Linked DNA regions of Mus musculus: region 2 is linked to region 1. A link is a loop called in an ENCODE intact Hi-C map of the cell type or tissue named here. Cell type or tissue: heart. All regions are shown on one strand. Region 1 overlaps F3 (coagulation factor III). Region 2 holds the start of Rwdd3 (RWD domain containing 3).

The links. Peaks named below come from ENCODE experiments on the same cell type or tissue, not always from the same donor. Only the 100,000 strongest peaks of a DNase experiment are listed, where the experiment ranks them.
Region 2: a loop joins it to region 1, with 3.0 times the contacts of the local background. A loop is called at or near these places in 8 of 42 quality-filtered maps.

What each region holds. Positions count from the first base shown.
Region 1 is chr3:121,733,742-121,738,741 of GRCm38, forward strand. It overlaps F3 (coagulation factor III), which reads left to right. Exons shown (of 6, transcript NM_010171.3): 6 at 365-1,311. The coding sequence ends at 498. Among named protein-coding and RNA genes, the nearest start is that of F3, 13 kb to the left of the region's middle. In heart, CTCF peaks have their summits at 2,939 (motif pointing left) and 3,938 (motif pointing left); DNase peaks (open chromatin) are centred at 2,540 and 2,880; H3K4me3 peaks cover 696 bases; H3K27ac peaks cover 2,188 bases.
Region 2 is chr3:121,168,763-121,173,762 of GRCm38, forward strand. Rwdd3 (RWD domain containing 3) reads right to left here and starts at 2,933. Exons shown (of 5, transcript NM_028456.3): 1 at 2,830-2,933. The coding sequence starts at 2,914. In heart, a CTCF peak has its summit at 2,969 (motif pointing right); a DNase peak (open chromatin) is centred at 2,959; H3K4me3 peaks cover 1,206 bases; H3K27ac peaks cover 1,010 bases.

The DNA.
Region 1 (5,000 bases):
TCTCTGTCTTTCCCATTTATCTTCTGTTATAATCTCTGCCACCAAACTCAGGGTCGTTTTTTGGACTACATTTCCAACATGTGTTCTTCCATCCATCTCCCGTGGCTCCTTTCTAGTCCAGGAACCTTGGGTAGCTCATTTAATGCTGTAGCCACTGTCAGTTTCTCTCAAGCGTATGAGGTCAGATAAATTCTTAATCAAAGAATGAGAGAAAGAGTGGAAGAAATAAATGTCGGGTTTCAAAAAGGCGGGACGGTATGATTTGGGGTCACGCCCACCGGCAAGTGGCGTTCGAGCCTCCATGTTGACTTTACATCTTTGATTTATTTTTTTGTTTGTTTGTTTGTCTGTTTTTGCTTTTCAGAAACACTCATCATTGTGGGAGCAGTGGTGCTCCTGGCCACCATCTTTATCATCCTCCTGTCCATATCTCTGTGCAAGCGCAGAAAGAACCGAGCGGGACAGAAAGGGAAGAACACCCCGTCGCGCTTGGCATAGAGGAAAGGCTGAAGCCGCTAACGCTCACACTGCCTGCACGGCACTGTTGCGGAGAGCTCTGATGGGAACTGTGCAACATGGAGCGTGGAGCCTGCCGATCCTAGCTCAGAGAGGCTGCCTTCATGGCCTGTTACTCCAGCTAACGCTTTGATTCCAACACTAGCATTTGTCACGTTAGGACGAACTGAAACGGTACAAACTGGTTAACACTACAGCGCCTTTTGCACAAATGCTTTAGATTGTATGGTCTACACTCAGGAAGACACTAGGTCACCCAGGCAAAGCCAGTGGACAGATGCCTTTCATATAACCTGGGTGGGCTTTTGGAAAATCTTTGAGAAGTTGATTTCATAGGCTGTAGAACAGTAAAGTGGGAACTGGGCGGACTTTTCTAACAGTCGTACTTTTATAAAGCGGTATTTGGGTGTTTTTTCCCTCGAATAGGTACTTTTGGAAGTTCAAAGCAAGTGGCAAACTTTCATATAAACATGTTAAATGCAGGATATTTCTGCTTGGGGCATCTTTGTGATTTGTACTTTCCTACAATTTAGCACTTTAACTGACAATGATGGGGTTTAAACATTTGACAGCCAACTCTATTTTTATACGACTACTATACAAAGAAACTACATATAGTTTTATGATTTAAGGTACTTAGAAATGTTTATGGTTAACATTGTATATATTTACATAAAATTTAAAGGTTTTGTATATGGGATTTTCTATTTATATAGCTTCTATTTGTATATTTTGAGATAATTTATTTAATATACTTTTATATAAATAAAGGTGATTGGGAATTGAGACAATCGCATTTATATCTTCCACTTATTATTTACTTCTTGGTTTTCACATTAGGTGACTCCGTTGCTGTAACAATTGACCTTATCAGTCTTAGTGGCTTACAACAATATATACTTTTCGCTTAGACTACGTGTTTGTGAGTGTTGGTAGGTGGTAGCTCCTAATGGTGTCTTCTCATTACAAGGCCCGAAACAAAGCAGGGGTCTCTATTGGATCAGAGCAAAGGTGAACACACACACACACACATGCACGCGCGCACACACACACACACACACACACACACACACACACACATACATGCGTACACCCCCCCCCCCCCAAAGCACAACCATACCAAGGCAAACAAAACAAAACAGCAAAACAGGCTGCTACACCTTCCTTTTTTTTTAGTTTTTCGAGACAGGGTTTCTCTCTGTATAGCCCTGGCTGTCCTAGAACTCTCTCTGTAGACCAGGCTGGCCTCGAACTCAGAAGTCCGCCTGCCTCTGCCTCTCCAGTGCTGGGATTAAAGGCGTGTGCCACCACGCCCGGCTACACCTTCCATGTTTAAGCCACTTTTTAAAAATGACTTTTTGATTATAATTACATCACTTCCCCCCTTCCCTTTCCTCCCTGCAGTCCCTCCCTCGTAATCCCTGCCCTTTGACCCTTAGACTCATTCGAATTCATAGTCTTAACACTTCCACCGAATACTTTGGTTCACCAGTCAAGCAAGTCACGTGACTAAGCCTGATAAACCTAGCCTACTGAGAGAGACCATCTAGTACAGACTTAGGGTTCTCCCCAGTCACTCACTTGCATTTTGGAGGAGGCTCAAAGAAAAAGAGACCTGCCTTTGATTTTGTTGTTGTTGTTGATAAAAATTGGAAGGATCAAGTTAGACCTCATGTGAGGAAACTAAGCACAAGGACTCGGTCATGCTGAGTTGACTCAGTGACTTCTAAAACGGAGAAACGGAGCGAGTCCTTCAGAGGCAGCAAAAGTCTACACTGCGCAGAAAGAAGATCTGAACTGAATGATGGTGTTCTGAGCTGGCTGCCAGGCAAACCTGCTCTTGCTTCCCTCCCTCTGTGCAAGGCTGGGGAGTTGCCAGTGGCCCTCTTAACTGGTCGGTTTTGTTTACTCAATAACAAATGCGCTCCATCTGCCCCGCTGCGGGCACCAGTGCAGCTTTTGATACCACAGCGACCAGTGTGTGTGGTGGAGTCCCAAAGAGAAAGGACAAGCATGTGTCCTTGTCCTCAGAGAGGGGCCTTACGCCTTATCTTGAGTCCCTGCTCACATGACTTATCCAGGACAAAGAGCTCGGTGTAGCACACGAAGGGCAAAGTTGGCTACAGGAGCTCATGACTGACCTTGCCTTCCTCTGCCAGGAATAATTATAGCATTATGTAATCCCCTAGCTTCATAATCTAAGGAATTTGAATTATCTGCAGACTGAAAGCAGGTCTGGATGTAACAAGGTAGAGCAGGAGGAAGTCGTTATAGATGCGGTGTAGCGGTGCTGCGGGAATCAGAAGGTTCCACTCCCAGCGTTAACCATTGCACACAGGCCCCCTCTCTCCTTGTTGTGGACATGAGACAGCTGCTCCTAAATCAACACAACGGGTTCTGCAGCCGAACTGCTGCCCTCTAGTGGGCCGAACTGAACGTCTCCCTCCCTGTGCTGGAGCCTATCAAGCATACTATATTAATTACTAAACAGAACTCGAAAGCTCTCTACAGATACATTTTCCATCTTAAATTACTGTTTGGCATATATGTAAGAGACTCTTTTTGAACTCTGAGTCAGAGCAACTCTCTCTTAAACAATCATCTTGCTCCCTTAGGGAAAACTCATTTCTGAATGCCCTTCCTATGAGCTCCTGGATTTAACACGTACTCTTTAACACATTCTCTTCCCCCAACTGTTGCCTCGCTGTTTCTTTTTTTCTTTATTATAATCTTGGCTTTAATAGAGTGGGATCAATCCTATTTAAGGAGAGGCTCCCGCAAATGACCAGTATGCACATTTGTTTAACATAGCAGGAGCCCTCACTTAATCACACACAAAAGGATGCTCTGACTGGGTGCTGCACACAGATGATCTGTAGAGCAAAATGAGAAGACAAGTTGGGGACGTGACAGACTCCTGGAATACACTTCACCCAAAGCCCCCACCACTGGAAACCCAACTAATTATTTTAGCAAGCTGGAGCTGGGTTTTCTGTTCCCTGTGATCAAGCCTTCTGTCCTTTGTAGTTAAAAAGAAATACCCAAACTAACATTGTATTATGAAAGTCAAGCATAAAGAAAGAAGCCAGCTATGGTGGTTTGAATGAGAACGGCCCCCATAGGCTCATATGTTCAAGTGCATGGTTCCCAGCTGGTGGCATTATTTGGGAAAGATTGGCCATGGTGGGTGTGGCCTTGTTGGAGTTTGTTGCTGCTGGTGGACTTTGAGGCTGAAAAGTCCATTCCATTCCTCTCTCTCTCTCTCTCTCTCTCTCTCTCTCTCTCTCTCTCTCTCTCTCTCTCCCTCCCTCCCCCTCCCCCTCCCCCTCCCCCCTCCATAACAGTTACTCTGGCATTAGGTCCAAGCCCATGGCCAAGCGCCACCTAGTGTACATGCTTTAAGCCTGCAACATCTAACAAATTATGATGCCTTCCAAATATGCACTGTAGCCCCAACTTCTTTAAAAGTTCACAGCTGTCCTGCAGATCCAACTACTTACAAAACATACTTGACATCTCACAGGGATTTTATTCAAACCATCCAAAGAGAAGCTAATTCCCTACCTCCTTCAAATCCAGTTCTCTCCAGTCTTTTCCATTTCAAGAAATGGACAACTTGGCTCAGGAGGCCAAGACCCTGGTGTAATTATTAGAGTGTCTTTCCTTTTCCCATGCCCCTTCAATCTAAATGAAGTTGGCCAGCTTTTGGGTTAAACAAGATACGAGTTGCAACTGCCACTTCCCCAACTCCACTTTGAGGCACTATGATGACCCTGCCAGGCAAGGCTGCCACCCTGCCTCCACTACTCACCTCCTTCCTCCCTGCTCTGACCATGATCTTCATGACAAGGCACAACGCCCAAGGACAGGACTATCATAACATGCTGGGTTTTAGGACTTCATTTTTAATTTCCACCCCCCCCACCTCTTTTCCCTATTTGACAGCAGAAATCATTCCAGGCACACCAGTGATCTCCCACTGCAGTGTGGCTTTTCCTGAAGGGTATGGACCAACATCCATTCACTGCAGACAGGACACCAGTGACAGAACACAGAAACAATTCCATCTGCTGCTGGCTAATCTTAGGTCAACCTGATACAAGATGGAATCACTTGAGAAGAGAGAACCTCAGTTGAGAAAACGCCTCCATAAGATCAGGCTGCCGACAGGCAAGCCTGAATAGCATTTCTTAATAAGTGGTTGATAGGGGGGGGGGCAGGGCCAACTTATTGTGGGTGCGATATTCCTGAGCTGGTGGTCCTAGGTTTTATAAGGAAGCAGGCTGAGCAAGCCATGGGGAGCGAGCCAGTAAGCAGCATCCCTCCGTGACCTCTGCATCAGCTCCTGCCTCCAGGTTCCTGTCCAGCTAGTTTGACGTCCCCTGACTTCTTCCAGGGAACTATGATTCAGGACATGTAAACCAATAAACCCTTTCCTCCCCAAGTTACTCTTGGTCATGGTGTTTCATCTCAGCCATAGTAAC
Region 2 (5,000 bases), 560 kb before region 1:
AGTTCAGCCAAGACCATCGGCAAACAACGTCAATATGTCACTGTAACAGTTTTGCAGGGGGACAGAGTCCAATCTGAACAACAGTGTTAATAAAACACAAAACCCACTGGGAAGCTATCGCCAGCCTATTGTGTGATGCAGTTAAGCTGTTATGCGAGTCCTCTCTTTTTCAACTTTTAATCCTGTGAGATAGCTTCTAAACTGCGACTCCATTTATAACAGGCACTGGGCACAGCCATATACTCTCCGTGTCTCTACCCGGAAAATGGATGATAACACCTTCAGAAGGGACCACACACGTGTATGCTTGAAGGGGAATGCGGACCTCCCACCACCAACTCGATTGTTCTGAATATAAGCCGGATCCCACCCACACTATTGCCACTGTTTTGTTTTTTTTTTTTCTCAGCATCATGGATTGTCTTACTGTAAGAACGTTTCCTGCACCAGCCCCTTTCCTACAGAGGAGTGGGACCCAGTGCCAAACCCAACCCTGTGGAGCTTGGTGGTGATGTAATCTATGTGACCATCAGTGATCCTCAATGCAAACTAAGCTAAGCAAGCCTCTCCTTAAAACCCACGTGAAGATCAAGGTGACCACACCAACCCTGGCACCTGGACTGACTCGTGGGATGGAGAAGAACAGAATATCCCTGATTTGGCTACTCCACTGCTTTCCCAAGCTGGGAATATGGTGTTTACATTATTTCCAGCCCTAAGAGACTGTTACACACAGCGCCTCTTCCTTTGAACTTACTCTAACATGAGTGGCCAGGATGCAAACTCCCTCAAAACTCTTAAAAGAAATTACTCCCCACTAAACTGAACCCATCTATTCAAGACTTTTCGGCTCAGGGCCTCAAGAGCTGGCCGTTGGGGTCAACCCAGGTCTTCCTGTCTTACAGAGAAATGTAGGCCCTCTGCAATATTCTTCTAATCTCACTTAAGACAGGAGAGACTTATCTGGTGGAGGCCAGGGAAGAAATGATGGGTACAGAGTGACACCCTGAAACCCGAACTGCCGCTGGCAGCGAGGGTAGAAGCCACGAAGCCTGCTACACTTGGTGTTTGCCTCACTCACAGCTCCCGAGTGTGTCAATCATTCCTGCTTCAATCGCTGAACTGTTCTACTCTTCAGTGAACCTTCTAGAAAACAAAATGTCCGAAGCTGTTACACTGAATTCCTTTATAATTCAATTACTTATTGATGCCAGAACACTGAATTAAATTAATTAGGAGGCATGACTTGAAGTCATGCTCAATTTAAGAGCAGATAAAGAGCCGCAGTGTTCAGAGTATTAAGACAACCCCCTCCCCCTCTCTCTCAGCACTTCTTTTTGGGGGGTTTCTCTGACCTATCAACAGTATCTGATTGGTCATAATGCAAACCACCACCATTTTTTTAAAATGTCATAGGACATCACAGGTTCGTTTCTCCCAGATATTGGCAAGTAAGTCACGATACAAGAACTCGGAGACACGAGTGATCCCTTTAAATAGCTGCCTCCGGCAGAAGCAATTACCAATAGAGAGAATTGTGGAGACAGGAGATGCTAACCGATCAGGATGCTACCCAATCACAAGAGGGTGGCAAATCCCTACAATAAATCCTTTCATAGGGGTCTTAAGGAAGTTTCAAAAATATACAAGACAGGTCTAGGCACTTAAGAAGAGAGCAACTCCATTTTTCTAGAAAGTTCACATGGCCTGAAACGTCAAATCACCACAAAGATCTGTAGATGTGTGCATGCAAGAAGGCATAGGAGAAAGGGGTCACTGACTTATCTTATGGAAACCCAAAGCCCTCCTAATCATAGATATAGCTTCCTTAGGTCTAGCACATCTCACACTGTCTTCCTAGAGCTAAGCCAATTTATGGTCAGAAAAGCCATTACAATCGTAGTTACATTGTAACAGTAGAGGGATGGCTCTCACTGACCTCAAAATGTACATGACATATTTGACAGCTCAGCGAGGGTGAGAATAATTTGCATCAGCACATTTTCCCAAAAGGGGGAAATTGGGGGCACTCAGTGGTTAAGAGCACTGACTATTCCCTGGGTTCAGTTCTCAGCACCTTTAAGGCAAGGCTCTCAAACCCTCGGTAACTCCTAGCCCCTGAACGTCCTATTCAGGCCTCCCAGGCACACTCAGCATACAGGTCTATACAGGCATGCAAAACACTCATACATACGCCAAAAAAAAATTTAAAAGTGTGTGAGTGGAGCGTCTGGGTTCCTTAACGGAAGCCAAGACAAGAATGAAATTTTAGCTTTTTAAAACAATTAATAATAACAACAATAGTAATAGCTTTACAGACTATAAACTCTCAGAGGGTCGGTGCCCTGCCTGGGTTAGAAGAGAAGGTCTCCATGCTGCGTCCAGCAGAAGTCTGGAATCGGCTGCCATTTTTCAGCAGCCTGGAAAACGTAAAAATAAAAATATTTTTAAGTAAAACAACAAAAAAAATTAATAATAAAGTCAAAGGCAATTAACTCTGGAGAGTTCAAACCTTAACAAGCATTTCCTGACTGCCTTCCACGTGGCTGACAACCAACTACAGCGTCCTGTTGTCAGGGACGTGATACACAAATGCTTATGGTGGATGCCGACTATTTGGAGGAGCTGGGTTTCACGAGGAGGGCACTGCGCACCGTCTAGTTGCGGGAGAGCACGGGGTAGGGGGGCGGAGAGGGCGAGCTCAGGGGAGGGCACTGCAAGCGCAGGCCAACCCCACCCCCCAGTCCCCTCCTACTCCTGTCCAGGGCCACAAGACACCGGGTCCCCGACTCCCCGCAGTGGCCGCAGGGTGAGAGGCAGGGTATTCACCTGAACAGCTCAACATCTCCCACTCGTTGGGCCCGCAGAAGATCGCGGCCAGCGCCGAGAGCTCCTGCCGCACCTCCTCCACCATATCCGTGCGACCAGAACCCAAAGCCACTTCCGCCGCCTCCCGGAGCAAAGCTCCCCTACGGTCACTGGGGGGCGCCCCGGCCTCACAGCCAGGTCGGCTGCGGATGGCGCCGGGCGGGGGGCGGGGAGATGGGCGTGTTTATGGGCGTGGCATGTGTCCGCCCAGAACCTTCTGAGTTTTGGCCTCTGTGGTTTTCTGGATCAGAGAGAGACCTGTAAAGCCCCAAAGTCCCCTACAAGAACAACCAGGCTGTGAACCCACCGTGCTTCACCAGGCTAGGAGGAAATGGAGAGAGTAAAAAAAACCTAAACAAACAAGAAAAGCCAAACAAGGCGAACGAGCCCTTGTCAGGCTTTTGAACTTTGTGTCCTGAGATCCCACAGTGAGCAAAACACAAATTCCATGTCCTCATGAGGGTCAGTGACCCTCGTGGTCAGGATATTTCAGAAAAGAGAACGATAATGACCTCCAGGATACTGACCTGGTTGGTCACTAGCCTCGGGATTACACACAAGGTCTAGATTCCAGGGCCTCTTTCCAGTCCAAGATGAAGAAGAGGGAAGACTGAGATGAGACTCCTTAGAGATGGGGTCCAAAGCCAAAAACTAGCTTTACAGTGATTTGATTTGAGTTGATTTGATTTGGTTCGGTTTGGTTCGGTTCAGGTGATATTCGATGCATATAACATAATGTGTCTATTACCTCTCTGATCCCTGAAGCTTAATGGTGAAATCACCATCTTTGAATCTTGACCTAAATTTCAAAACACTCGCAGTAACAATAGGATAACAGAATGAGTGATGCATCTGTTTCAACCTCGACTTTAGTAAGCAAAATTAATTTGTGGTAAGTAGTTCTGTCTAGGTGCATTTGACTCCCCCCGCCCCCAAAATAAAAATTTTTAATTCTGCAGCTCCCAAGAGTCCTTTGGCTCACTCGGGGAGGTCTCATGCCACTGGTTTGTATCAGAAATAACATTCTGTGAGTTCATCAAAGAATTTAAGTAGGTCTTCAGTGACTCCTTTCACTGACTTCTACAAGTCAGAATAATTTTAACTGGGCCACGTTACTATCCCAATCATCATTTCTATTGCTAAAAGGGCAATTTGAAAAAAGGAAGAGAAATTGGCTTCCAAGAAGAGAAAGGAAATCTGATGAGATAGACAAGAAAAGCTTTTCCAGGGATGCCCTGAGATTTCAGTGACCCCAGGCAATTAGGAACCGTGCTGTGCAAATAATTAGAAAGATAAAGGTTTATTTAAACACATGATTATCTATAATGTAACCAATTTGTATTAGAAGAAAGAAAAAAAAAATAGTTCCTTTGAGTTATTTCCAAAATAGCAGTTCAAGCAAGTTCAGTGGGTTCATAATTAACTGTTAGAGAGATTTGGGGAAAAGATTACACTTTTTGATTTACAGCACCACTCTGTTATTCAATTTTCAGTTTAAAGTCCAATGTTACTGCTAAAAGTAATGGAAAATATTAATTTGATTATTTGTCATATTTGTTAAATGGTCCACACAATAATTGAATAGCCCTCATCCTGTTTTAATTTTTCAAATTCAATGTGTGATATGAACGAAATAACACGAACAGCGTGATTTCATTGTCAGCAGGATTAGGAGGCGATCACCGGAGCCTACTGTCAGTAAGGGGTCCATGGGAATTGATGTAAAAGTACAGCCATCTATTATCATACTTAAAATTTTCTGGTCAGTGGGTTTCTTCTTTGCTTTCCTTTCTCCGTTGATTCCTTAACCTGCTTTTCATACTTCATTTAGCATGCTTAAATAAAAAGTTCATGTGAATTGTCTTCTAAATTGACACTACCCGGAGACACTGAAATCCCTCGAATACATTTCTTGCACTCTGACATTTAGAAGTAATCATCACAGAGGCAGCGTGATGTCTGCTTGGCATTTCTCACACAACGGAAATAGCAGGTACCTGGCAGATCTCTGAAGCTACGGCACCATAATCATTTTTCTTGTAATAAGATTTCTTCTAGTCAGCGGCTACTGAAATTCTAGATATTTAAATGTGAAGTGGATGTGAACAGTGAGAGTATATTATCCACCTCTA